Linked DNA regions of Homo sapiens: regions 1, 2, 3 and 5 are each linked to region 4. The links are chromatin contacts, found by Hi-C or POLR2A ChIA-PET in ENCODE. All regions are on one chromosome and are shown on one strand. Each heading gives the region's core, a stretch centred on a gene start or an enhancer-like site at or near the end of the contact. The rest is flanking DNA. Distances are from core to core; before and after follow the strand shown.

What was found. A loop is a pair of places that touch in the nucleus more often than their neighbours do. ChIA-PET counts read pairs that join two places held with the same protein, here RNA polymerase II (POLR2A). Pooled maps may share reads with other maps.
Region 1: a map of IMR-90 shows a loop between it and region 4 (4-fold over the local background). The contact joins the promoter of VOPP1 here to the enhancer-like site in region 4. A Hi-C loop is called at or near these places in 2 of 168 maps with a recorded cell type or tissue (CD4-positive, alpha-beta T cell and IMR-90), 1 of 37 single-sample maps with no recorded cell type and 8 of 50 pooled maps.
Region 2: a map of heart right ventricle shows a loop between it and region 4 (3-fold over the local background). The contact joins two enhancer-like sites. A Hi-C loop is called at or near these places in 2 of 168 maps with a recorded cell type or tissue (astrocyte of the cerebellum and heart right ventricle) and 6 of 50 pooled maps.
Region 3: a map of CD4-positive, alpha-beta memory T cell shows a loop between it and region 4 (9-fold over the local background). The contact joins the promoter of LANCL2 here to the enhancer-like site in region 4. A Hi-C loop is called at or near these places in 14 of 168 maps with a recorded cell type or tissue (B cell, CD4-positive, alpha-beta T cell, CD4-positive, alpha-beta memory T cell and 10 more), 2 of 37 single-sample maps with no recorded cell type and 19 of 50 pooled maps. POLR2A ChIA-PET finds 5 or more read pairs at or near these places in 2 of 52 experiments (CD4-positive, alpha-beta T cell and naive thymus-derived CD4-positive, alpha-beta T cell).
Region 5: a loop to region 4 is called in a pooled map, with 2.1 times the contacts of the local background. The contact joins two enhancer-like sites. A Hi-C loop is called at or near these places in 1 of 50 pooled maps. POLR2A ChIA-PET finds 5 or more read pairs at or near these places in 3 of 52 experiments (Panc1, WTC11 and activated T-cell).

What each region holds. Positions count from the first base shown.
Region 1 is chr7:55,569,514-55,574,476 of GRCh38, reverse strand. VOPP1 (VOPP1 WW domain binding protein) reads left to right here and starts at 1,975. Exons shown (of 5, transcript NM_030796.5): 1 at 1,975-2,206. The coding sequence starts at 2,153. VOPP1-DT (VOPP1 divergent transcript) reads right to left here and starts at 1,711. Exons shown (of 17, transcript NR_187585.1): 1 at 1,160-1,711. RefSeq lists enhancers at 43-182, 513-592, 2,922-2,981 and a silencer at 1,742-2,721.
Region 2 is chr7:55,429,270-55,433,949 of GRCh38, reverse strand. It overlaps LANCL2 (LanC like glutathione S-transferase 2), which reads right to left. Exons shown (of 9, transcript NM_018697.4): 9 at 213-2,724. The coding sequence ends at 2,630. Among named protein-coding and RNA genes, the nearest start is that of LANCL2, 66 kb to the right of the region's middle. RefSeq lists enhancers at 487-566, 597-646. Within about 2 kb of position 1,894, at least 3 of the 41 ENCODE cell types and tissues checked have a DNase peak (open chromatin) inside an H3K27ac peak, as active enhancers do.
Region 3 is chr7:55,363,475-55,368,290 of GRCh38, reverse strand. It overlaps LANCL2 (LanC like glutathione S-transferase 2), which reads right to left and starts at 2,954. Exons shown (of 9, transcript NM_018697.4): 1 at 2,062-2,954. The coding sequence starts at 2,265. RefSeq lists enhancers at 1,490-1,729, 1,760-2,219, 2,840-3,029 and a silencer at 2,350-2,769.
Region 4 is chr7:54,771,588-54,776,829 of GRCh38, reverse strand. All of the region lies in intron 1 of SEC61G-DT (SEC61G divergent transcript), which reads right to left. Among named protein-coding and RNA genes, the nearest start is that of SEC61G-DT, 15 kb to the right of the region's middle. RefSeq lists a silencer at 2,419-2,578. Within about 2 kb of position 2,914, at least 7 of the 41 ENCODE cell types and tissues checked have a DNase peak (open chromatin) inside an H3K27ac peak, as active enhancers do; they include PC-3, where a contact is called at or near this core.
Region 5 is chr7:55,306,419-55,311,320 of GRCh38, reverse strand. No RefSeq gene overlaps it. Among named protein-coding and RNA genes, the nearest start is that of ELDR, 53 kb to the right of the region's middle. RefSeq lists a silencer at 340-524. Within about 2 kb of position 2,205, at least 4 of the 41 ENCODE cell types and tissues checked have a DNase peak (open chromatin) inside an H3K27ac peak, as active enhancers do.

The sequences.
Region 1 (4,963 bases), core at 726-3,225, 800 kb before region 4:
CCAAGTCCAACTTTAACAGTTGTTCTAGTGAATGCAGCTTTATCTTGTAACTTTTTCAGTGGTATCTGATGCCCTTATAATTTGTGCTCAAGGAAACAGCCTGGCTGGTTAGCCTACACCCCATCCTCCAACCATGCCAAGCAACCACCACATCATTCAGGACCAAACAGAGAGCACACAGGAGAGGTATCAGACTGAGGTGAAAGCAGAGTCACAGTTCTAATTTTATTCTTGGAAAAAAACTTGCACAAATTACAGGAAGTCGAGCTCAGCAAAACAATCTTCCAGGCAGAGAGAGATGCAGAAGGGAGGTTATGTCAGACACTAGTAGGTTGCTCACAATGCAACAGAACCACAATTTGCACACGAATACATCGTGGACACAAGTCAAAGTTCCATTTTAACCCATTAATGATGGAAACAGTGGGATGACAAAGGTGCTTCAAAGGAGAATGCAGGCAAGTGACCTACACACACAGTCAAAAGCGGGGAGAAAAGAGAAAGGAAACGCTGGGAATGAAGTGGCTCAATCAGATAGGAAGCTGGTTATGATTCTCACCTTAAGCAGGGGTCATTTGTCTTATACACACACACACACACACACACACACACGTTTTAATGGAGACAGGTTCTTGCTGTGTTGCCCAGGTTGGGGTTGGTGAACTCCTGGGCTCAAGCAATTCTCACACCTCAGCTTCCCAGACTGCTGGGATGATAGGCATGAGCCACCCTGCCTGGCCCATTTGCATTTTTACAGGACGAGATCACTTCTATCCCCACTGGAAAAACATTTGTCTTGCTAACACACAATAAGCTTTCAGCTTAGTTTTCTACAAGTTAACTTTTCCATTAAAAAGAGTTGTAAAATGTCCTCATTGTAAATAGTAAAACTACTAGAGTTCAATGGCGTTTGGCAGGCTTGTCAGATAGGTGCCTTAGCATGACTGAAGGCCATAGGCATTGTTTCTGTCTTACTTGTAAGTTCTGGCTCTGACAGGTATAGTCAGGTGGTGCATGCTCTATATTAATCAAATTAGGCTTTGAAAGCTGGGAAAGAGTTGGGGACTTGCCTCGGGTGACATCTGTTCGTGTGACCCCCTCCTTCCACCTCCTGTACTGCGCAGCTCATGTCCTTTATGACCCTCTGTGATGCACCCACCTCCTGGTCTCCGCACTCAGCATTCTGCATCAGGTGGTTTAAGCGACTCTCCCTCCCTCTAGGCTACGGGAGCAGTTTTCTTGTCCTCCTCTCAGCCTCCAACTCAGGATCTGGTACATCTTACAAGTTTAATAGTGTTTGTTGAATAACCTCATGAAGAAGGTGGGATCTGAGCTGTGTTGTGAAAAAATAGTGTCTGTGAGGACATGGAGGTGGGGTCAGCGGAGGCGAGGACAGCGCGAGCTCCGCACAGTTTTCTGCTGCGGGAGGGTGGCCTGCAAGGCGGGGCCGGTTGCGGTCAAGTTCAAGTAGGGTCAGAGCAGGAGAACACTGGCATAAAAAATAGCCACATCCAAGGAAGCAGTGAGGTGTGGGGACCATCTATTTCGGTGGGCCTTCCCACCCCCAGGCCGGCCTTCCCATCACGCGTGGGTGTGGGGGCACTGCCCCCGCTGCGCGCAGGAACAGCGGGGAGAGCCAGGAGCGGAGCGGCTTCGGGATGCCAGACTGAGCAGTGGGTTCGTCTGCGGCCACCTCTCAGGGAACAAGCTTCCCCCCGCGGAGACTCTGCTTCTTTTAAAAGCCTTCCTGGGTTTAGTCTAGGGCGACAGGACGACCTCCCTTGGGAAGGGAGAGCCTGCCAGTCCCCCTCCCATTCGCCAGGCGGTGCAGCCCCTCCTCCCGCCCGGGGCGCGCGCACCTCAGCGTCGCGGGCCTAGCGCCCAGCAGCCGCGCCCCAGGCCGGGCCTCGGGTTCCGGGAGCCCGCAGGCGCGCGCCCGGCCGGGCGTGTCGGGAGCGCGCGGCGGCCGGGGGCGGAGCGCAGCCAGGGCTGCGCGGCGCGCCCCGGCTCCCGCCCGCTCCCAGCCGGGCCCCCCAGCGGTCGGCGGGACGGCTCCCGGCTGCAGTCTGCCCGCCCGCCCCGCGCGGGGGCCGAGTCGCGAAGCGCGCCTGCGACCCGGCGTCCGGGCGCGCTGGAGAGGACGCGAGGAGCCATGAGGCGCCAGCCTGCGAAGGTGGCGGCGCTGCTGCTCGGGCTGCTCTTGGAGGTAGGGGCCGGGGACCGGGTGCTGCCGGAGGCGCGGCGCCCACCATGCTGGCGGCTGGGGGCGCGCAGTTCCGAGGCGCCCCAGAGGACCTTGCCTGGGAGCGCAGACGGTGGAGCGACGGGGAGCCACAGCCCTGCGCGCCTCCCGGAGCTGGGAGGTGCGGGACCCTGGTGACGGGGAGGCTCCCGCCCCGGTCCGCGCCTTCCGTCGTTCCTTCGGTTTTCGCACCCCGCCCCCACCCTGCGGGTGAGCGCGTTTCCCGCGCCGACCGCCTCCGTTAGCTCGGGGTGACCTTTGTGCACCGTCCGCCCCCTCTCCCCGCCGCAGAGGGCCGAGGATCGGATGGACCCGGGGTTGGGCGGGGGTGGTCCTCGGGCGCGGCGCAGGCGCGGAGAGCCCGGGGCGCCGGGCAGTTTGGGGTTAGGAAAGGATGGGTGCCGAGCCGGGGTGAGGGGAGCGGGCGGAGGGGACTGTGGGGAAGTGTCGCGGGAGTGCCGGGAGTTGTGGAGGTGAGCAGCGGGAGGAGGCGTTCCCGCGTGTGAAAATGAAGTGCAGCCTTTAGGTGCGGGGAGGAAATTCTGCGGAGAGCCTGGCTGGGTGGGGGTGCGGAGCCGAAGCCGGCGGGGAACTTGTTGAGCGGCTTCCGGGTGCGAGCGCCCGTGACCGCATCCCTGGCGGGGACCGCGGCTGCTCCTGGCTGTGAAATTGCATCCTCGGATGGGGCCACATACTTCTCACTAAAGCAGGTTCCTTAAAATGCGAACTAGAGGAATTCTGGGGTGTCCAGTCTGAATCAGGGCTTGTTCAACTTTCTCCTTAGTTTCATTATTCTGAAGGAAATTTGCGTTAAATTAATGAAGTCAAAAGAAATAGGTAATGAATCCCATGCCTCTGTTTTAGGAAGTTGTGAAACTATCTTCCTTAATAGTTAGTGATTGGTGCTGGAAATTACTAGTTTGTCTTCGCCCTTTATTAAAAAGTAATTATTACAAAATGTTGGAGGAAAAGTGTTTCCTGAAAGGAAGGCTGGTGGACAAATTTCTCCTTGCTCCAGGCTCTGCCATAGCCGAGACTTCCTGTTTCTGTTCGGAAATATCCCCGTAGCTTGGTATTTAATGTTTTTGTGGAGTGCCTCTGCTTGCATTCTTTCCATTTATTCAGAATTTTAGAACCTTAGGAATCACATTCTCTGAGTGACTCACCATAGAGAACAAAGAAGTGAATCAGAGACCAGTAATCGCATGAAAACAGATGTGCTTGTACCTTAATGTGTGTACCTATACTTGCAATCTTTATTTTTTATTTTTATTTATTTATTTCTTTAGTTTTGAGATGGAGTCTCGTTCTGTGGCCCAGGCTTGAGTGCTGTGGCGCGATCTTGGCTCACTGCAATCTCCGCCTCCTGGGTTCAAGCTATTCTCCTGCTTCAGCCTCCCCAGTAGCGGGGACTACAGGCGCCCACCACTATGCCCGGCTAATTTTTGCATTTTTAGTAGAGTCGGGGTTTCGTCATGTTGGTCAGGCTGGTCTCGAACTCCTGACCTCAGGTGATCCGCCCGCCTCGGCCTCCCAAAGTGCTAGGATTACAAGGTGAGCCACCGCGCCCGGCCCTGCAATCTTTTTTAATCGGCACTTGATGAAATTATTTAGCGTTTCTTTCATTCTAGTTTGTGCCACCCATGTCTCCCAAGCCTTCTGTCTGAGTGGTTCTGTGCCCTATATGTAGCCTAGACGGCCTCAGTGACTCCATTCTTTCCAAAATAGCTGTTTCGTTGCATAGGAATGTATCCTCTTAATAGGAGTTCAGATCATGTCTGCAAAGTTGAAACGACCTTAAAGGCAGAAGTGTGATGTAAAACTGAAACCTAAATGCCTAAGATGATACTTTCACAGTCAAATATTAGATGATTGTTTCAGAGGGGACAGTGTGATGTCACCCACTTTGACATGATGATTATCCTAAGTACCACCACTTTGTGCTGGAGAGGCGTCTCTCTGAGGAGTTAAGGAGATTTCTTCATCATTTATCACATGAAATTTTATGTATGAGATTTATATTTGAGATTTTTTCATCTCTGGTGGGGTGCTCTGATGAATACCTGTGATGCTTCTGAAGTCCTGAATCACATACATGGATGTGCAGTCGTAGGTGTGGAGCATGTGCCATGGCAAATGGCTCTCTTCAGGTTGAGTGCATAAAAGCAACCCAGGGAGCTATTTGGTGGCTTCTGGCTTCTGACTGCCGGCTGCAACCTGGGAAATTTGTCTTTGTTCCTTTGTTCTGCCTGAGCTGGTTTCAGTGTATAAATTTGCCACGTGGTTGATCATAAACCACCTGAAATTAAGGGGTGGCCTTGTGGCAGTGGTGACTCTGTTCCCACCCCCAGCACCCTGGCCCTATCTAGCACCATCCAGAATCTCACATGCGCAGGGGTTTCTGTGTTAGTGAGAGGTCCTTGAGTAGGAAGGGCAATCCAAAGACTGTTTTGAGAAGTGCTTTCCTCCCCTGCCTCACCATCCCTTTGTAGAAATTTACTTACCTGTTAGACATAGAACTGCATATTTATGTTTGCTTACTAAACATTCATAGAGTGCTCCAGGGTAACTGCCAGGCACTGTTCTATAAATGTTACACGTTATCTCATTAATCCTGCTAGCAATTACTTTTATCTTCATTTTTGTTTCAAATGGGAAGTGAACACTTAACACTGCTGTTAAGTGTGAGGGCTTAAGATGCTAACCCAGGCAGTCTGGTTC
Region 2 (4,680 bases), core at 645-3,144, 660 kb before region 4:
AGTAGAGATGGGGTTGCACCATGTTGGCCAGTATGGTCTCATCATCCGCCCAACTCGGCCTCCCAAAGTGCTGGGATTACAGGCATGAACCACCATGCCCAGCCGCAACTGCCGCATTTTTAAGTGAAGAATCCAACCTTCGGAACAGTCGCCATTGCTCCTAACCAATGTCACTCTCAAACACGGAGAAATGAAAACGAATGACGATTCCATAGGTCATCACCACAGAACTGGCTTTTACTAACAAAACCAAAGAACCTCAAACACTTTTTGTGGACTTCAAATTCTTTCCTTCAGATTTTAAAATGACATTATGCATGTACATATTTTTAAAATTTAGACACATTTTAGAGAACACAATTGTGAATACAAATCTAAGAAATGAATGAGATGTACTGAAATCTGATTCAAACACTTATCTTAAACTGACTTCTGTCAATCCTCTGTCCTGTGAAGTAAGTCCCGTTTCTCCTTTGCCTGGAGGGACCGAGCTGGAATTACTGTCACATGTTACAGACATGAGGCAGGGGTTAATGCAGAACCACGGAACAGCACCTCTGATGACATCTAGTGGATAAGTAGGAAGGTGTCAACCCAGGTGGCTTTTAAAAAAATCTGTAAATAAAATCTCCTCCTTTATTCCACAGATTTTAATCTTTCCCTCAGTGTGTTAGAAAGACTAATAGTGTTTTTCAAACGTGTGTGGATGGACTCACCTGGGGAGACACCCGCATCCTAGGCCACCTTTGTGGCTGCTCTGCAGACACCTGGCTGCACCCGCTGCCTCCTCGTCTGAGAGGGGCTGCCCTGGAGAGCACCGTGCTGGCTGTGTTGCCTACTGGCTTCCCTTGAGAAATGGGGAGGCAGGACCTCTACTGAGTGCTGTGATGTGTTATGTTTTGATGTGGTGGGTGGGGAGGATGGGAACAATGTTATTTGGATGAGATTGGACATCGTGTGAGGTCTTCAGCAAAGCAGCTACCCTCAGCTCATTGACGACAGCATCCTGCCTGCAGGTGTGGGCTGCTGGACTGCCTGCAAAGCCCATCAACAGGCCCTGGAGGCCAGGTAAAATAGGATCAGGATGATTTCTATTCACAGAAGTCATCAATCTAACATGAAAGAAAATAATGACTCAGGAGCAAGGGTGTCTGCAGCAAACAGACTCTCCAGGCATCGTTTAGAAGCTGAATGTCACACATTTCGGGTGCCAGCCCCACACATAACCACACAAGTAAAAAGGAAGCTTTTCTCCTAAACTGACATTCTTTTTTCTCTTTTCTGAGAGGTGTGGACACTGGGGCTGGGAAATGCTCAGGCCTCCCCCTGCAGACAAGGACTGGGCTGTTAAGAGAGGCCTCTTGTCTTTCATGACACAAGCCTTAGCTCACAAGACGAGAAGTACCTAGTCCCAGACCACCTCTTCCATGATGACAGAAACCCTTCTAAAAACTGAAATCTATGTGATAGAATTAATGAAGGTAGGCTAACCCAAATTACTGCTCACATTTTTTCAAATAAAAGTCACACAAATACCATAATGTTGTTGGTTAGAACATTATGTTTCTCATATCTATAAATAAGGGCTAGTACTTTTTATCACCCAAAAGTAGACAAAAAATAGGAAATGCATTCATTCCAAATTTAGATTTTGATAACTTTCCAAAAGGTTGAAGTAAGTTTAATTGCAGGGACATGAGTCCAGTTGAGTGTCTTTCTGTTAATCTGCAATAACCCATCTGGAACTGTATTTACTTTTCTTAGAACAGTAACTTATAATGTTGATAAACTGAGGTGGAGCCTGTTTTAGTAACATATACCTGGGTAAATGTTCTGGAACTGCCAGTGCTTAGTCACTGCTGCCTACAGTGTGGCCATCAAAGGCTTCTTGGGAAAGCTCCCTTTGGGTCCAGAAGTCTCCCCAACAAAGCTCCAGCTGCCCTGGACTCTACACAAAGCACCTGAAGCCTCTGCTGGGAATGGGGCCCTGACAGAGCTGCAATGCACTCTGAGGCTTCTTTAAAACACGAAGGTGAGTGTAAAATCCAAACGGGAAGCGTTCAGCTGTGCACTCCCAAACCACCCCAGCACGCCCCTGCAGAACTGCTGGTCCTGTCCGTCCTTGGAGTGGTCGCTCCCTCATTCTCATCTGGAAGGTGCCACAGAAAAGGCTGACAATGTATTATCACTAGGATAGACCCTAGATAATCTTTCTGATATACAAGATAGACACCACCTGTTCCCTCATTTGTCAATATGGAAGAAACCCCACTTTATACATTTTATACAGAAAAGTGGACACTGCCATACATTCATGCATGGTCAGCTCTGAGCCCTCAGGAATAGAAGGGCCTTCCATTTAAAACAGCTTACACCTGGAGACAACAAACACCAAGAAACATGCAAACACTACAGAGAATCTGTATGTGAAGAAGTCATATTTTATATTGATGAGGGTGCTGTTAGAAAATGTTGATGGATGGCTTCGGTCACTCATGCTAGTCTAACCAGAGGGGCCTGTGACGGTGTCTGCTTCTCTTTCAGGATTCCCAGTTGTTTCTGTGTCAGGCACTAAGCAATCTGGTGGCTTTTGGTCCAAATGGGTATTTTAGTTGTCTTTTTGCACCTTTTAATCCCTCTTCGAAGAGTCAAGTTCAAATGCTGGAAACCGTGATGTCTCTGGTCCCAGGACATCAGAGAGAAAGTGAATAGCGCCAGCCATGCCTGCAATGTAAAATGAGGAGCCTCTTAGGAATGGCATAAGGGTAGTGTCTATAACAGTGACTTTTAATCATTTCCCTTACCAGGGGCTGCAAGCATGTGGGAAAGGTGCTGAGGACTCTAAAGATGACTTCATTAAAAACCAAAGATATCCTTATATTTAGCACCTGGCAGGTAATATAATAACACCAGTTTTCCTCACTATCTTATATTTAAAAAACTGGTTACTGGGCTTTAATCTTATATCTTGAAACTTTAAGGTGGCATCACAGAATCGCTATGGAAGTTATGGATGCTGCTAATTACGATATTCCTATACACGGAGCTTCCCCTCAGAGCCTGTATATGCTCAAAGTTGCATTTTATATCTTCTTGATATTTGAAGAATGTTATTTTTAACAAACCTCAATTTGGTCAAAATCCCCACCCCAAATCATTGCAGTAATTGAGCAGTGGGTTTTCAACTAGACTCACAGCAGCTTAGGAAGGGTGTGGGGTGGAGAAGGTGCTAGTAGCCCACCAAGGCCTCCAGGTCTCCTGTCCCCACTCAAATCAGAACAATCCTCCCTTACAGGGTTTTTGTTTACAGTTTTTCTTTTGATGTAAAATTCACGTACAATAAAACACATAAATCCAAAATGTACTTCTCTGAGGTTTGTAAAATGCATATACATGTGCAAACAAAACCCGATTAAGACCTGGAATATTTCCATCACCCCAGGAAGTTCCAAGTGCCCCTCTCCAGTCCCTCCCATCCCTGTGGTCCCCCCAGAGGTAACCAGCAGCCTGGTCTTGGTCCACCATGGATTAGTTCTGCCTGCTCTGGCACTCTTATGAGCATGGCCACAGTGTACAGCCCTTGTATCTGGCTCCTTCGTCAGGGTTCCTGCAATTCATTCACGTTCTGTGCCTGTTCATAGTTGGCCCCTTCTTACTGCTGAACAGTACACTGCAGATTGTTTACCCATTTTTCCTACTGACGGTCATCTGGGGTGTTCCCAGCCTTCTCTGTAAGTTTTTGTTTAAAGAAAGGTTCCAGAAACTTGTTTAAAAAATTAGAAAACCACTGACCTAGGAGTGCCCATGAGAAGTAAACAGGGACCCATAACAAGCCTAGGAGGCCCTACAGCAGGCCCTGCGGGGATGAGCCTGGCTTTCCTGCTCAGGTGTGTGGGCAGCGGATCCACTGGGCGGTGCACTCCAGCAGGAGTGAGCTCCTCCAGAAGGGGTGCCAGGTGCCAGTGAGCCCTCCCAGTGGCTCCTCCAGCCGGCCAGTTTGCCACAATGGCCTGCATTGCTAGGCACACGGCTTAATAATCCCTCCGTCCCCTGACGGGAATTTGGTGAGAGTCCCCCACAGTTCTGTCTGCCAGGCACTGGCGAGGCACAGGGGAAGGAGGTGACCTATTAACTTCCCGCCTTTAGGGAGCTGTACATCCAAAGCTTTTGACCCACTGGGGCTCTGAAGGTGCTATTATCAAGTTGATAAACTCCATTTAGAGTTCAGGCATTAACTCTGTTATATCTGATGCAAATGCATTGCATTTTTATGACATAGAGGACTACAACTTTTATTCTAGTAAGTACTTTTTCCTTATGAGTTCTCTGAATATTAAAAAAGATCATCTTCTGCAAAACATGTGACACATGCTCTGTTTTCTGCTCGTATTTCTAAAATATGATTTAAAAATATTACCAGTATGAAAACTAAAACAGGACATACCACTACAGACGATGCAGACAGAGGATGATAAGGAATACCAATAGCTTACATATTTGCATTTCACCACATGTACGTAATTAACCAATTTCCCAAAAATTACAAACTATGACAGCTCACCCAATATGAAATAGATAACTTGAACAGCCCTATAACTATTTTAAAAACGGAATTTATTTTAAAAGTCTAGAAAAATAAATCTCCAGACCTAGAAGTTTGTACTGGAGAATTCTACCAAA
Region 3 (4,816 bases), core at 1,705-4,204, 590 kb before region 4:
ATCAGGTATATAACTGAGGTCAAAAATCACATTTATCCAGATACAAAGGCTAAAAAGAAAAATACCCAATTTCAAAACTTTGAGTTGAATTAGTGTTTATCTCCTGTGAGGCTGCAAATGAAACTCACCTGCTTCCCATGTCTCTAACATTATTTTTGTTATTCTCATGTCAAGAGTTCATTTCATTCATCTTTCACTAAGCATTGCTGTAACCTACCTACTCCAAGGATAGTACTGAGATGGCCACTGGTAATAAGAATGAATGATGCAGTTTTTTCAATGCTTGCCAGATTTTTATTTTTGTTATTAAAAAATGAAACACTAAGTCACAAATGAAACACATATTTGTATGTAAAAATAGAAGAAATCTAGAGAAAAACCAATATTGAATATGAATCTAAACCGTGTAACTTAAATCATCAAGGGGAAGAGATTAACATTTATTGAGGCCTTTCTTAAGGTACCACATCAGGCAGTTTGCTAGGCAATTTATATGCTTCATCTAATTCAGACACATCCCCATCAGTTAGGACTTGTTCCCACAGGTTTGCTTGCTTTTGGTTTTTGAGACTGCGTCTAGCTCTGTCGCCCAGGCTGGAGTGCAATGGCGCAATCTCCACTCACTGCAACCTCGACCTCCGAGGCTCAAGCGATTCTCATACCTCGGCCTCCTGAGTAGCTGAACAGGCGTCCACCACCACGCTCGGCTAATTTTTGTATTTTTCTTTTGTAGAGACGGTGTTTTGCCATGTTGGCCAGGCTGGTCTCGAACTGCTGGGCTCAAGCAATCAGCCCGCTTCGGCCTCCCAAAGTGCTGGGATTACTGGCGTGAGCCACCGCGCCCGGCCTGTTTCGAGTTTTTAACCACATTCAAGAAGAGAGAGGTTTACAGAAGTCACTTGCCTTAGATTCCATATTCAGACCAATGGCTCTTTCAAAATTACCTTCTTAGTTTTAGCCAAATATGAAATACATGGAGATCCAAGGAGGTGAAGTGGCCATTGGAACACGTACCTCAGTGGAAAAAGAAAACCTGGTAAAGGTACGGTTTTACCAAGCATGAAAACAGTTGTGCTGATATTCAATCTTCTGTTTTATTCCCACTTTTTGCCTCCCACGTTAGATTCTGTTCAGATAGCCCGTGAAGGGTGACAGGGTATGCCATCCCAAAAATATGTCTCTGGCATAAGGATTATTTTAAGCTAAAAGCACTTGAAAAACAGAAGAGTGCTCTAAACTGCCCCCTTTTCTTCATGAAACAAGAGAAAACTCCTGTAAAACATGGCCTCCCTACACCAGGAACAAAGAAACACTCGGCACCAGAGCCGAGCAAGGCGGAGATTTCTACCTAGACGTGGTTCAAGCAGTTCCATCTTCCATTAGCCTCCCCGCACACTTTACTCTCCCACAGCTGCCGCTCTTGGTTCTGCCTAGCACAAAAGTATTTGGGTTTTGCCATTTCTTTGTGTCTTTTTCACGTAAAACATATTCAAGAGATGTATGTTTTTCTGTTGTTAATCTGTTTTATGTCAATGTAACGCTCTGACCCACCTCGCGACACTAAGAAAGTCAAGTTTGGCCTCCCCTTACACCCGCTTCCCATTTCTGGGCACACAGACAGTACGGACAATGCTTCTTTGTCGGCGAGAGCCCAGGGACCAGATATGGCCAAGGAAATCCAGCCTCCAGGCCACTTCTGAGGAGCAGGTAGCCGGCGGAGCGCTCCGCCGCGCAGGGGCGGGAGGTGTCCGCGGGCCTCACGAGTGCACAAGCCCGCATTGCGAAGCGCCGCTCGGGCCAAGAAGGAAAGCGCACTGTCCGCGTATTTCAAAGGCGCGTTGGGGCCAGGAGGGCCGAACTGCTGGAACGTGGTTCATGCAGCTGAAGCCCACGGACCCTAAGCGCGGCTCATCGGGAAGGCCCGGAGACAGGTGCTAGGCGCTATCATCCCGCGCCCTCCCAAGCCCGGCGCGCGCCTGTGACGTCACGCCTGGCGGAAGGTGGACGCTACCACCGCCGCGCTCCCCCTCCGGCGCCTCTGCGGCCAGGCCGCCGACTCACCTTCCCGTCCTGATGAAAAGGGAGGCCGGGCTCATCCGTGGTCGCCGGGGGACGAACACAGCCTGTCTCTTCGGCCGCTCCGGAGGCGAGCAGCGCCCCGGCGGCGGCCTCGTAGTCCGGGAAGGGGTTGACGAACGCCCGTTCCTCCATTTCTGCCTCCCCTCCCAGGTGGAGCTTCAGCCTCTTTGACATGGTCTCGCCCATCTCCGCCGCGGTACGGCGCGCGGGCGGGGACAAACCTCCTGTCCCGGCGCTGCAGCTCGCCCCGCCGCCGCCTCCTCCGAGGGCCCGCGCAGAGAGCGTCCTCTAGGAGGAGCGAGGCCGCGCGCTGGCGGGAGGAGCGGGGCGTCTGAGCGTGCACTGCCTCGTCGCGGGCTGCTCGCACATCAGGCGGCCGCAGAGGCGGTGGGCGCTGTGCCTCTGCCCTGTTCCTGGCGCCTTTGCCCTGCTCCCGACGGAGAGGAGCGGGCTCGCGGGAGCGCCCAGCGGCTCACAGCCTGCTCGCGCCTCCTCGCACCTTCCCCGTGGCCCGCAGAGCCCGTCCGCGGCGACGCGCACGGCCGGGGCTGGAGTCCCGGGGTGGGGATCGCTGCGCCCGGCCAGCCCCCTCCGCGATTTCCAAAGAAAACCGAACGCCCGCTAGGGCCACGCTCCCGCGGGGAAAACCTGTAGAGAAGAGGTCGCTGTCACTCAAGGTGTGTGCGCGTCGCCGACCGGGGCGAGCTCAGCCCCTGGCGCGCCGTCGTCAGCCTGCATTTCACCGGCCCCTGCTGCGCCAGCCCAAAGGAATAGCAGCAGTTCTTTGTTTGATATTAAGAAGAAAAAAAAAATCTCTTCTAAAGAACAGAATTTCAAAACAGTCTAAAACACTGCAAGGCTAGTCTCCGAGGGATGGGGGAGGGAGACAGTCCCTCCTATTCATCACTGTTGGAGGGGGGTGTCTGGGAGGAGGAGCCACAGGCCTTTTTTTTTTTCTTTTTATGTTTTATGTTCACTCCCTTTGTTTTGAATAAATGGACATCTTTGATACCGGGACATAAAATGAAAGCATACTTAATTATCCAAACATTTTATCGACCAGAAAGAGTCCTCCAGTGTTAATTGGCAAAGATCATAGTATGTATTATAAAAAGGACACAAGCAACCAGATCTTTACATTTATGTAATCGTGATGTGGTTTACTTCAGTCTTCATTGGTTCTCTTTATTTTTATTTGTTTGGACCAAATACGTGTAATGATTTCTGCTCCTTGAGGAAAATGTCTTATTTCCGTTTTCTTCCGCTCAGTAAACGTTGATTGAGCACCAAATGGTACTAGGTGATGAAGAAATAAGAGATTAAAAAGATAGTTTTGGCTCTCTGGGGATTCCCAGTTATTGGGTGAGAAAAGCAAGGATTACAGCATAGCTGATGTAGGTGCTTTTCTGGAAGCAAGCAAAAATACACGTTAATGTAAAAAGTGACATGATGAAGAAAAACACAGTGCCGAGCACAGGGAAGGCTCGGTTCCTCCTGCCTCCGTGGCCTCGGTGGAATGATGTGGGAAAGTCTGGCTTCCCACTACCTCTTCTAGTGTCCCCCCAACCCCACAGGGCTGGACATGTGAAACACACCCCACCAAGAACATGACCATGGGAAGGTACAGTGTAGAAGAAAATCATTTTAAAGGGGGTACTCAGCATAACTATCTTCAAAGTTCAGGGAAACAGAACAGATACAACAGGATGAGTGTTATAGCAGCATCCCTTAGCTCCACTTTCCTGCTTTCCCCTTTCCTGGGGTCTTTTCTCCCACCAAATTTTCATACCTAGACGGTGTAGGAAAATCCACTCCAGGAACTACTGATGCCGACATGCTCTAGGAGCCATCCTTATCCCACCACAGGGACTTAACTAGACAAAATAACCCACGGTGATATTCCCCAAAGTCTGGGGAACTATCACGCCTTGGACAGGTACAGCAGAAACGTCCACTGCGGGCTTTGTTAGGCTAAGCCTAGTGAATTCTCAGCTCTCCCTACCCAGGAGGGAGGTGAAGATTGTCTCTTCTTCCTGCAGTCTGCTGGTGGATAACTGGCAACTGTTGGCAAGTACAGAAACCTGTCCTAAAGAAAACCAATATTTTCAAAAGCTGAAAAATCGAAACCCAATTTAAGGAGTCGGCATATTTTCCTAAATGCTCTCTTATCGGCAGATCCCCTGCCCTCCTGGACAGCTCACTGACACTATTTTATGGAGAAGTGGTAGGTTCCCTTTCTTCAGCCTCCTGTCCCCTGGGGGTTTTTTAATGCAGAGCACAGGGGATTCCCTTCTGCGGCCCTTTTACACCCAGGGCTATCTTCCCCCGTGGCCACTCTTGAGCTCTTGAGTAGTACAGAGACCTTGGTCAGTGCCTTGAAATTACAACTTTATTTTCCTTAGGACAAGCCAAATTCTTAGGACACCCTCCCCACTCTTCTGTGTAAGAGAAGGGCAAGAGGACATACATGCCGGCCCAAAGCACACCCAAGGAGTCGTGAGGGCCCCTGGCAACTGACCTTTCAAAGGAAGACATAGTCCAAGGACACGATGTGCGAGAGGGCGGCATTGTGGCACCACGTTGAGATCTGGGGGGGCACTGGGCGGAGCAGCACCTGGGGAAGCCGCCGGGTGCGGTGCTTGGGTCACGGCCCTCCGGGGAGGCCACCGGGTGCGGTGCGGGGCAGGGCCCTACGGGGTGGCCGGCGGGTGCAGAAGTTGCTACCAGGGGAGGGTGT
Region 4 (5,242 bases), core at 1,665-4,164:
AGCTTTGACAAAGCAAGTGGTTCTGAAACATTCTTGGAACATTGGTAACTCTCCAGCTTGCTGGCTGCGGCCCCCCAGGGGCTCTAGCAAGCTGGTGCTCACTGCAAAAGCATGGCCGAATAGTCTTCAAACCTGGATTTCAAAAAGGGAGACAGACAAGATAACCAAAGCTTGTGAGAAGCAAACTCACTGCGTTTACGGGTAAGATCAGGAACTGAGGCCTAGCTGACTTGGAGGGTTGCCACTAGAACTGATCTCAGAAACGGAGTTTATCGGGGGACCTGCCCTGATAATCACGTGGGTTCTTTTCTATTTTTCCTAAGCGTCGGCCGGCTTGAGAAATAAAGGGACAGAGTACAAAAGAGAGAAATTTTAAAGCTGGGCGTCCTGGGGAGACATCACACGTTGGTAGGATCCATGATGCCCCACAAGCCACAAAAACCAGCAAGTTTTTATTAGGGATTTTCAAAAGGGGAGGGAGTGTGTGAATAGGTATGGGTGACAGACATCACGGACTTAACAGGGTAATAGAATATCACAGGGCAAGTGGAGGCAGGGCGAGATCACAGGACCACAGCACCCAGGCGAAATTAAAATTGCTAATGAAGTTTCAGGCACCATTGTCATTGATAACATCTTATCAGGAGACAGGGTTTTGTGATCAACTGGTCTGATCAAAATTTATTAGGTGGGAATTTCCTCTTCCTAATAAGCCTGGGAGCACTATGGGAGACTGGAGTATATTTCATCTCTGCAGCCTCGACCATAAGAGACAGGTGCACCTGGCGGGGGGGCTGTTTATAAGCCTATACCTCCAGGCGCACATTCTCTTTCTCAGGGACGTTCCATGCTGAGAAAAAGAATTCAGAGATATTTCTCCCATTTGCTTTTGGAAGAAGAGAAATATGGTTCTGTTCTGCCCAGCTCACCGGCGGTCAAGAGTTTAAGGTTATCTCTCTTATTCCCTGAACAATTGCTGTTATCCTGCTCTTTTTTCAAGGTGCTCAGATTTCATATTGCTCAAACACACATGCTGTACAATTTGTGCAGTTAACGCAATTATCACATGGTCCTGAAGCGAAATACATCCTCCTTGGCTGACAGGATTAAGAGATTAAAGTAAAGACAGGCATAGGCAAGCACAAGGGTATTGACTGGGGAAGTGATAAGTGTCCATGAAATCTTCACAATCCACGTTCTTCTGCCATGGCTTCAGCCGGTCCCTCCGTTTGGGGTCCCTGACTTCCTGCAACAGGAGTTAGTCACAAGATTCCAGGGAAACCACAAACAAGAGGTGGGAAGCAAATTAATGACAGAGTGAAGCCCTCTGTGTCAGGCGCTTTGCACACATTATCCCTGGTAGTCCTCAAAAGCAGCCCTAGGAGAGAGGTCTGGTTTCATCTTTTCTCTGGAAAACAAACTAAAGCTCAGGGAGCTTTGGTAACAAGCTCAAGACATTAGCAGTAGTGGTTGGGAGCAGAACCAGGCTGTAAGCCCAGGGTTTCCCTCTTCCAGCTTCCGCTTATCTCCCCACAGTGCGTGGAACCTGGGTGGGGCAGCAGGGCCATCAGGGCTGCAGGGTTGGGCCTTAGCGAGGGAAGCTTGTCAGGTCCATGCATGGCCCAGCTAGGAAGTTAGCCTTTACTCATGGTCTGAGGTTCCCTGTCTCCCGGCTCTTCTGTTTGTCAGTCCCCGATCCCTGCCCCACACCGCCCCCCAGCCAGTGACTGCGGTTGTCCTAAACTTTGTCCTCTGGTTCTTCAAGGCAGTGGGATGTTCTCCATGTGAGCTTTCACCATCCACGTGGCACAGACCAGGGGCTGCCCCAAGAGTACAAGTCGTGGAAATGGGAGGTTCACCGGCACCTCCTCCTCCTGTAGGACCCCGCCCTCGGCCGGCCCCTGCCTGCCCTCTCTCCAGTCTGCACTTAGCTGCTCTGTACATGGAGGCTAGAGTCCACAGTTATCTGTAGAGTTCTAGAGTTCGTCTGATGGACACAACTTTGTAATTACCAAGAAATAATTTTTTTTTTTTTTTTTTTTTAAAGACAGTCTTGCTCTGTCGCCCAGGCTGGAGTGCAGTGGCATGATCTCGGCTCACTGCAGCCTCCACCTCCCGGGTTCCAGCGATTCTCTTACCTCAGCTTCCTGGGTAGCTGGGATTACAGGCACATGCCACCACACCCAGCTAATTTTTGTATTTTTAGTAGAGAAGGGGTTTCACCACGTTGGCAAGGCTGGTCTTGAACTCCTCACCTCAAGTGATCTGCTCGCCTGGGCCTCCCAAAGTGCTGGGATTACAGGCGTGAGCCACTGTGCCTGGCCCAAGAAATACTGTCTTACACAAAACATTCTGAATCAAACGGATGGTTTCCAGAATGGATTCATTTTCTTTTCCCCTCTGCTAATAACCTGGTCCTAGGCTCCCTTAGAAGACGCAGTTGCTGCAGGGTTTCCCGCCTCCGAGCAGGTGAGGGCATTCACGCTTCTGCACTGCCCTCCAGTGGCTGACTGCCTGAAATGCGAATCAGATTCTCTGGGAAGCAAAGCGCTCTTCCCAGAGGTAAGGCGACTTCTCAGGGGCTTCCATTATGGAGTAACAAACCGCAGTAGACATGAGTCTCCCTAATAACGAAATAGATTACTGGATTGCAAACTATTTACATTTTTCACTTTTATTTGCAACAACAACAGAAAAACAAAAGCTCTTGAGATGTTTAAAGGATCCGTGACGTAGTTATTGAGTGTAGACAGTAATTAAGTATATTAGAGAAGACTCCCATAAGCACCTGGAGAAGAAAGTACTGAGGACAATCGTGTCAATGACGTGAAGAACTGCCAGGTGAAATGAGACTTTATTGAGAAAGACGCCATACACTTTTGCTTTCTCTGAGTAACACCGCCATCTTGTGTCTTTTCTCCATACTTCCGATAAAACTAGGCAAATCTTTTGCTACTTTGAGCACTTCTAAATGTTTTCTAATAGAAAACATTTTTGGAGCTTTGGGATTCCAAAGCATTTAGGAGCTTTGGAATGTTCTTTCAAAGCTCAAACAGGAGAAAATACACATAAACTCTTCTTAAAAAACTGCATGGAGGTGTAGTTTATATTCAATAAACTGCACCTTTATATCAGTTCAAGGGGTTTTGGCGAATGTATACACCCAGTCAACCTCAACACAACATGTAGATTTCCATCACCTCCCAAAGTACCCTTGTACCTATTTACAGGCAAGCTCACCCCAGCTCTTGTCCAGGCAACCACTGATCTGCTTTATGTCCGTTCTGACTTTTAAGAATTTCATCTAAAAGGAATTATATAGCATGTACTCTTTTGTGTCTGTGTAAATACTTGCTTTTTCCATTTAACATAACACTTTTGAGATCTATTCATTTTGTTAAATCTAACAGTATCTTATTCATTTTTCCTTCTCAGTACTATTCTCTTGTATGAATATACCCCAATTTATTGACCCAGTCTCCTGTTGATGGGCACCTGGCTTGCTTCCAGTTTTTGACTATTAAGATTGCTATGAGCAAATGTGTGTAACAAATGTGTACAAATGTTCTCATTTCTCTTGGTAAATACCTAGAAGCAAATTACTGGTAGAGTAAGTAGATATTTAACTATAAAAAAACAGCCAAAGTATTTCCTAGAATAGTTATACCATTTTCTTTTTTCTTTTTTTCTTTTTTTTTTTTTTGAGACGGAGTCTTGCTCTGTTGCCCAGGCTGGAGTGCAGTGGCACGATCTCACCTCACTGCAACCTCCACCTCCCAGGTTCAAGCAATTCTCCTGCCTCAGCCTTCCGAGTAGCTGGGATTGCAGGTGACTGCCACCACACCTGGCTAATTTTTGTATTTTTGGTAGAGACAGGGTTTCATCATGTTAGCCAGGCTCATCTTGAACTCCTGACCTCAAGTGATCCACCTGCCTCGGCCTCCGAAAGTGCTGGGATTACAGGTGTGAGCCACCGCGCCTGGCCAGTTACACCATTTTCTATTCCCACGGCAATCAGTGAGAGCTCTGGCTGAGCCATGTCCTTGTCAATATCTGGTATGATCATCCTTTTGAACATTGATTCTAATGGGTGTGTGGAGGTGACTCATGATGAGTTTAATTTGCATTTTCCTGCTAACTAATAATGCTGAGCATCTTTGCATGTGGCTATTGGCTATTTGTATATATTCTTTGGTTAAAGTCTGTTTAATTCATTTGCTTCTCTCACTTTATAAAATTGGGTTATTTATCTTCTAATTATTGAATCATAAGATTTCTTTATATATGATGCTCTATAAAAGTATCTTGTCACATATATATATCGTTATTTTTTTCCTAGTTTGTGACCTGCCTTTTTATATTATTAATAGTATCCTTTGGGGAGCAAACATTTTAAATTTTGATAGTCTAATTTATCATTTTTTAAAGTTACAGATTTGTGGGCCGGGCGCAGTGGCTCACGCCTATAATCCCAGCACTTTGGGAGGCTGAAGCGGGCGGATCATGAGGTCAGGAGATTGAGACCATCCTGGCTAGCACGGTGAAACCCTGTCTCTACTAAAAAAAATACAAAAAGTTAGCCGTGCGTGGTAGCGGGCGCCTGTAGTCCCAGCTCCCTGGGAGGCTGAGGCAGGAGAATGGGGTGAACCCGAGAGGTGGAGCTTGCAGTGAGCCGAGATCGCGCCACTGCACTTCAGCCTGGGTGACTGAGTGAGACTCCGTCTCAAAAAAAAAAAAAAAAAATTATAGATTTATTACCTCAAAAATGTTTGCCTACATTGAGATCACAAAAATTTTCTCCTACATTTTTCCTAGAAGTTTTATAGTTTTACTTTTTGCATTTTCATCCATGATCTTTTTCATGTTAACTTTTGTGTATCATATGTTGGAAATACTAAAGTTTTTTTTTTTTTCCATACAGATATATAATTGTACCAGCATCAGCTCTGTTCCTGTTCTTAGCTCCTGTTCTTAGAGAAAATAAGTTCAGTCTTTTGCCATTAGGTATGATGTTAGCTGCACATTTTTAAAAGTGCCCTCTATAAGCTTGAGAGTTTCTTTTTATTCCTGCTTTGATGAAAGTTTTTGTAATAAATGTGGCTAAATTTTGTCAAGTGCACTTTTTCTTCTAGTCCTAAGGGAGAAAAAAACATTTTCCCCTCCTATTAATGTGAGGAGTTGCCTTGGTTTTTCAAATATTAAGACAACCTGGCACTTCTAAGAAATGTTCCACCTGATTGTA
Region 5 (4,902 bases), core at 956-3,455, 540 kb before region 4:
AGGGAGATTGCAGTGAGCCGAGATGGCAGCAGTACAGTCCAGCTTCGGCTCGGCATCAGAGAGAGACTGTGCAAAGAGAGGGAGAGGGAGACCGTGGGGAGAGGGAGAGGGAGAGGTCAACTTTCCAATGAAATACTTAGGATGGACCTCATTATCTTTTCCTTCAAATCCTGCCTTCCTTCGTATTTTCTAGCAATGGTCGCCGTGTTATCCACCCAGCACCTCAAGCTACAGTCAGCCCTGACCTCATGCCCTCCATCCCTTTTCAAATATGTCACTAATATCTTTTGATTCCAGCTCCAAGACACATTGTGAATCTGTCCATATCTCTTCACATCCCTTGTCCCCACTTTAAATTGGTGCTTCTCAACTATAGGTGATTTCCCCCAACGAGGGACATTTGGCAATGTCCAGTGGACATATTTTTGTGTGTCATGACTCGGGGAGGGAGCTATTGGCATCCAGCAGGCAGAGCCAGGGATGCAAAGCATGCTGCCGTGCACAATACAGCCCTCACAGCAAAGATCAATGAGATGCCAAATGTCACTGATGTGGCTGTGGAGAAACCTGGCTCTGCAACACCCCTTCTTGCCTGCCTGGCGAATTCACCCAGTAACCAACTCACTGCGTCCATTCTTGCTGCACCTCTGACCTTCCTTCACAGGGCCTTTATAAATGCTAATTTGACCATATTACCATTCTGCTTAAAATGCTAATGATTTCCCAGGGCTTTCAAGATAAATCTCAAAATTCTGAACGTGGCTCACTAGCCTTGCATGGTGTGTCCCCTGCCAAGGTCACTGTCCAGCCTGTGGCTCTCTTCTCTAGCTGCCTGTGCTTCAGGAGTGCTGGTAACTGCCTCCTTCGGTTCCCTGGCTCCCACCCTCCATAGGTCCTTGGCGCTTCCTCTTCCTTTTGCCTGGCAGGCTCTCACTTTCCCTTACCTCCCTTCACTCTGCTCCTGCAGCTCCTGCAGATTTTAGTGCAGAGACCTTCTCACCAGGGAGGCCTTTCTGCATTTCCCAGACTGACTGGGAACGCCTAGTTGCAGCACTATAATTGTGATTAACCAGTAGTGTAATTGGTTGTTGGAAGTCTGAATCTTATGTGAAAACATCAGCTCTGCAGTGGCAGGGGCTGTATCCCCAGAGCCTATTGTGGGGCTTCCACCTAGAAGGGCCTCAAAGGACTATGAGCAAATGAATGAAACATGTGGTACCTAACGAATACCACTTCTGGTACACAGTAGGCACTCAGTAAATCCTTGAGGAATGGCTGACTATGTAAATGTCCTTGCGTCTACATTTTATTCAGCTTGAATGAATGAGATTTTCAGAATCTGTGTCCAGTTCCTGTCCTAGCAAACCAGGTCGAAGGCATCATGCTCTTCTGAGAGGTGTTTCTTCACTTTCCTTCAGTTTCAAATTTATTTGTAATGACAAGTAAAGGTGCTAAAACCACTACTACCAGAGTGCAGCTGGGGATTTTCTATGGCTCTGACTTCAGACAGCAAATTTAGATACTCCCTGACTCCTGAGAAATAACGGTTCCCATCCACACTTCATTTTCCATTCCTTTGACACTGACTTTTATTGGACAATCTTAATTCTTCAGCATTCCTGATGGCGTGTTTAACAGGCTTCCTGGTTTCTTGAGCTCACAAAGCAGAGCAGCCAAGTCACAGATGGAGTGACTTCTGAGCCCCGACTTAGTGTGGGCACCAAAGGCATGGGAGGAGGAGCACGGGACTCTAACCGAGCTGGAGGAACCGTGTCTGGAAGGTTGAGGCCCAAATGTGCAGGGGCCAAAAATGTAGAGGTCAAGGCAGAAAACCAGAGTGAATATCATGTTCGTGGTAGGAAATGTCCAGTTGTGTCAGTGTGAATCACACAGAAGGTGTGGAGGCAGTCAGCTCCAGACAAGTGGGCTAAAGTCTCTGAGCATGTGTCCTCACCTGTAAAACGGGGCTAATGAGCGCCCACTGCATGTGCTTGTGAGGATGAAATGAGCTGGCGGCTCAGGCCTGGTGTGGTAATGAAATGAGCTGGTGGTTGAGGCCTAGTGTAGTAATGAAATGAGCTGGTTATTGAGGCCTAGTGTGGTAACGAGCGCCCACCGCATGGGCTTGTGAGGAGGAAATGAGCTGGTGGCTCAGGCCTGGTGTGGTAACGAAATGAGCTGGTTGTTGAGGCCTAGTGTGGTAACGAGTGCCCACCGCATGGGCTTGTGAGGAGGAAATGAGCTGGTGGTTCAGGCCTGTTGCAGTAACCAGCACCCACAGCATAGGCTTGTTGTGAAGATGAAATGAGTTAGTGTTTCAGGCCTGGTACACAGTAGGTGCTATTTAGGCATTAGCCATTACTGTCAACTCACGTTTAGCTTGCATTTGGGGGAGTTTCAGCTTCAGATTAGGAAGGTTATAACTCCCAGGAGGAAACAGCCCAGGATAAATGATGAAACCTACAATCAGGGATCACAAACTACATGCAAAAAGAGGCCAGGAAGCCAATATGACCAAGCCAGAGAGCCAGGTGGAAACTTACACAGGAGAGATGCATGCCTCCCTCAGGGGCAGCAGCTGCTGAGCCCAGGAGACCCAACACTCTAGGGAATGTGGGCCCAGCAGGGTCACAACTTCCAAATTTTCAAGAGCAGCTGGGAATCCTGATTTTATATGAGGTCCTCAATGTTCAATGTTGGCAATAAATTCAAAGTTGTCTTGTTACTTTGGAAAGATATAAAAGTAAAAGTTGCTTTGTTACTTTGGCAGGGTTGCCAGACCATGATAGGCATGGTCTGGATACGGCCAAGGCTTGCTAGCCTGTGACCGCCACTGAGAGATTATCTGGTTGCTCTAGAGGTCTGACCCAAAGGAATTTCAGACACTGAGCAGCTGAACATACTAATGACCAGACGGCTTTCAACACCAGAGGTATTTGGAGTATGTGAGTTGCTCAAAGATGAGCAAGTGTTTCCCTTGATAAGAGAGGAGATAGATTTTATATAATATAGTTGGGAGATTTGTAAAATAGTTTAGCAATGAATTGCCTGTCTGTGCTTAGAAAAGCAAGAAGTGGCTAGAATTTGGCATTGGATTTGATGAAAAACTATGCAAACCAGCTTTTTGTTTCTTTCTTTGTTTTTTTGTTTTCGGACACAGGGTCTTGCTCTGTCACCCAGGCTGGAGTGCAGTGGTGCAATCATGAATCACTGAAGCCTCAGTCTCCCATGCTCAAGTGATTCTCCTGCCTCAGCCTCCCAACTACCTGGGACTGCCTGTATGCACCTCCACAGTCAGCTAATTTTTGTATTTTTTATAGAGACGGGGTTTTGCCATGTTGCCCACACTGGTCTCGAACTCCTGGGCTCAAGTCTCTGCCTGCCTCAATCTTCCACAGTGCTGGAATTACAGGAGTGAGCCACTGTACCTGGCTCCAAAGTAGCTTATTTCCTTTTGAACCCAGTTTTAAGATCAAAAGATTGGTAGAATGAGCAACACTGACACTGAAATTCTGCAAGGCATTTGATCTTTTTACTTCGTTTTGTCCACATTGCCCCTTTGGATGAGAGGGAAATGCAGGTTAGACAATGATGCAATGGGCATGAGTGTTGAGCAATAAAGTCTAAGTGCATGTCTTTCTCAAAAGGTAGTCTAAGGCCCAGGGAACATCAGGGAAAACAGTACAGGGAAATTGCTCTCAAGAAAATAAGAGTTTAAAGAAAAAATGAAGAAAAGTACATAGAAGGGAAATTCAAACAGAAGAGGATGGGTGTGTGGTGGCCTTTCAATAGTGTGTGTGAAGGCCTCTTCCACACTTTCACTGGAGACTTCAACGATAGTATATCTCAGGCCCAGTCTCATTTCCCAGCTTCTGCCTTCTCCACTCCTTGCAGCTACCTCCTGCTGAATTCCACGCTGCCCTGTCCTCCCAGCCTCTGGACCAATCCCCTCCAGGCAAGCTCATCAGCAACTGCTTGCTCCTGGACTCCAATCAGAAAGTGCTGAGCCTGTAATCCCAAGGCCTTGCCCAGAGGGAGCTCTCCCTGGTTCCAGTTTGCTAGGACTGGTTTCCACTGTGCCTCCCATCTTGTTCTCGCTAGCTCCTCTTCCAGAGACTAAGCCCTTTCTTTCCACATTTCAAACAACTGTAACCCCTAAGAGAGCTCTCCTGAGCTGTGGCTTCTTGTCCACCAGATTCTCAGTTCCTTCCCTCACAGCCCCCTAGAACAGGATTCCACCGTCTTCCTTGAGAAATACCAGGGCCATCTGTGGCCAAATCCATGGATAAATTGGTTGTGCTCTTTGGGTTATGCATCTCACTTGCTCCTCCTGGCTCTGCGTCCTCTGGGCCTCACCTCCCCTCTTGGTAAAAGTCATTTCAGGTCCTGGCTTCGTCTTTGACCCTGCCTGCTCCAGGGTGCTCTAATGAAGCATCACACCTCATGCCCTAATTCTGAGATATGACTGACAGAATCTACATGGTTGTTACACTTGTAGATTATATTGAGCTATGGGACAAAACCAGGGTTCGTGAAGATAGTAACAGGTAGGAGTTAGCAGAAAAAGTCCTGATCTTGATCCATAGACCCACTTGCTCAAATGCAGAATGAGGAATATGTCACTTTGTGGCATCTTTTCCTAAATAAACGTACAGATTTTTAGTGCATTTATTAAAAAGTTGTCTCAATGTGAGTCATTGGTTTGTGAGGTACCTGCCAAAAAAAAATGAGCTCAGACTGCATTAATCCAAGAATAGAAGTCAGCAGGCAGAGAGCGATAGCTCCACTTTACTTTGTGCTGGCTAGCCACACCTGGAATAGTGCATTCATTTTTGGGAGCCACATGTTTAGAAAGCTAAAAATAATCTGGAACACAAAAGTATGAGTCAGGTGATGAAACTA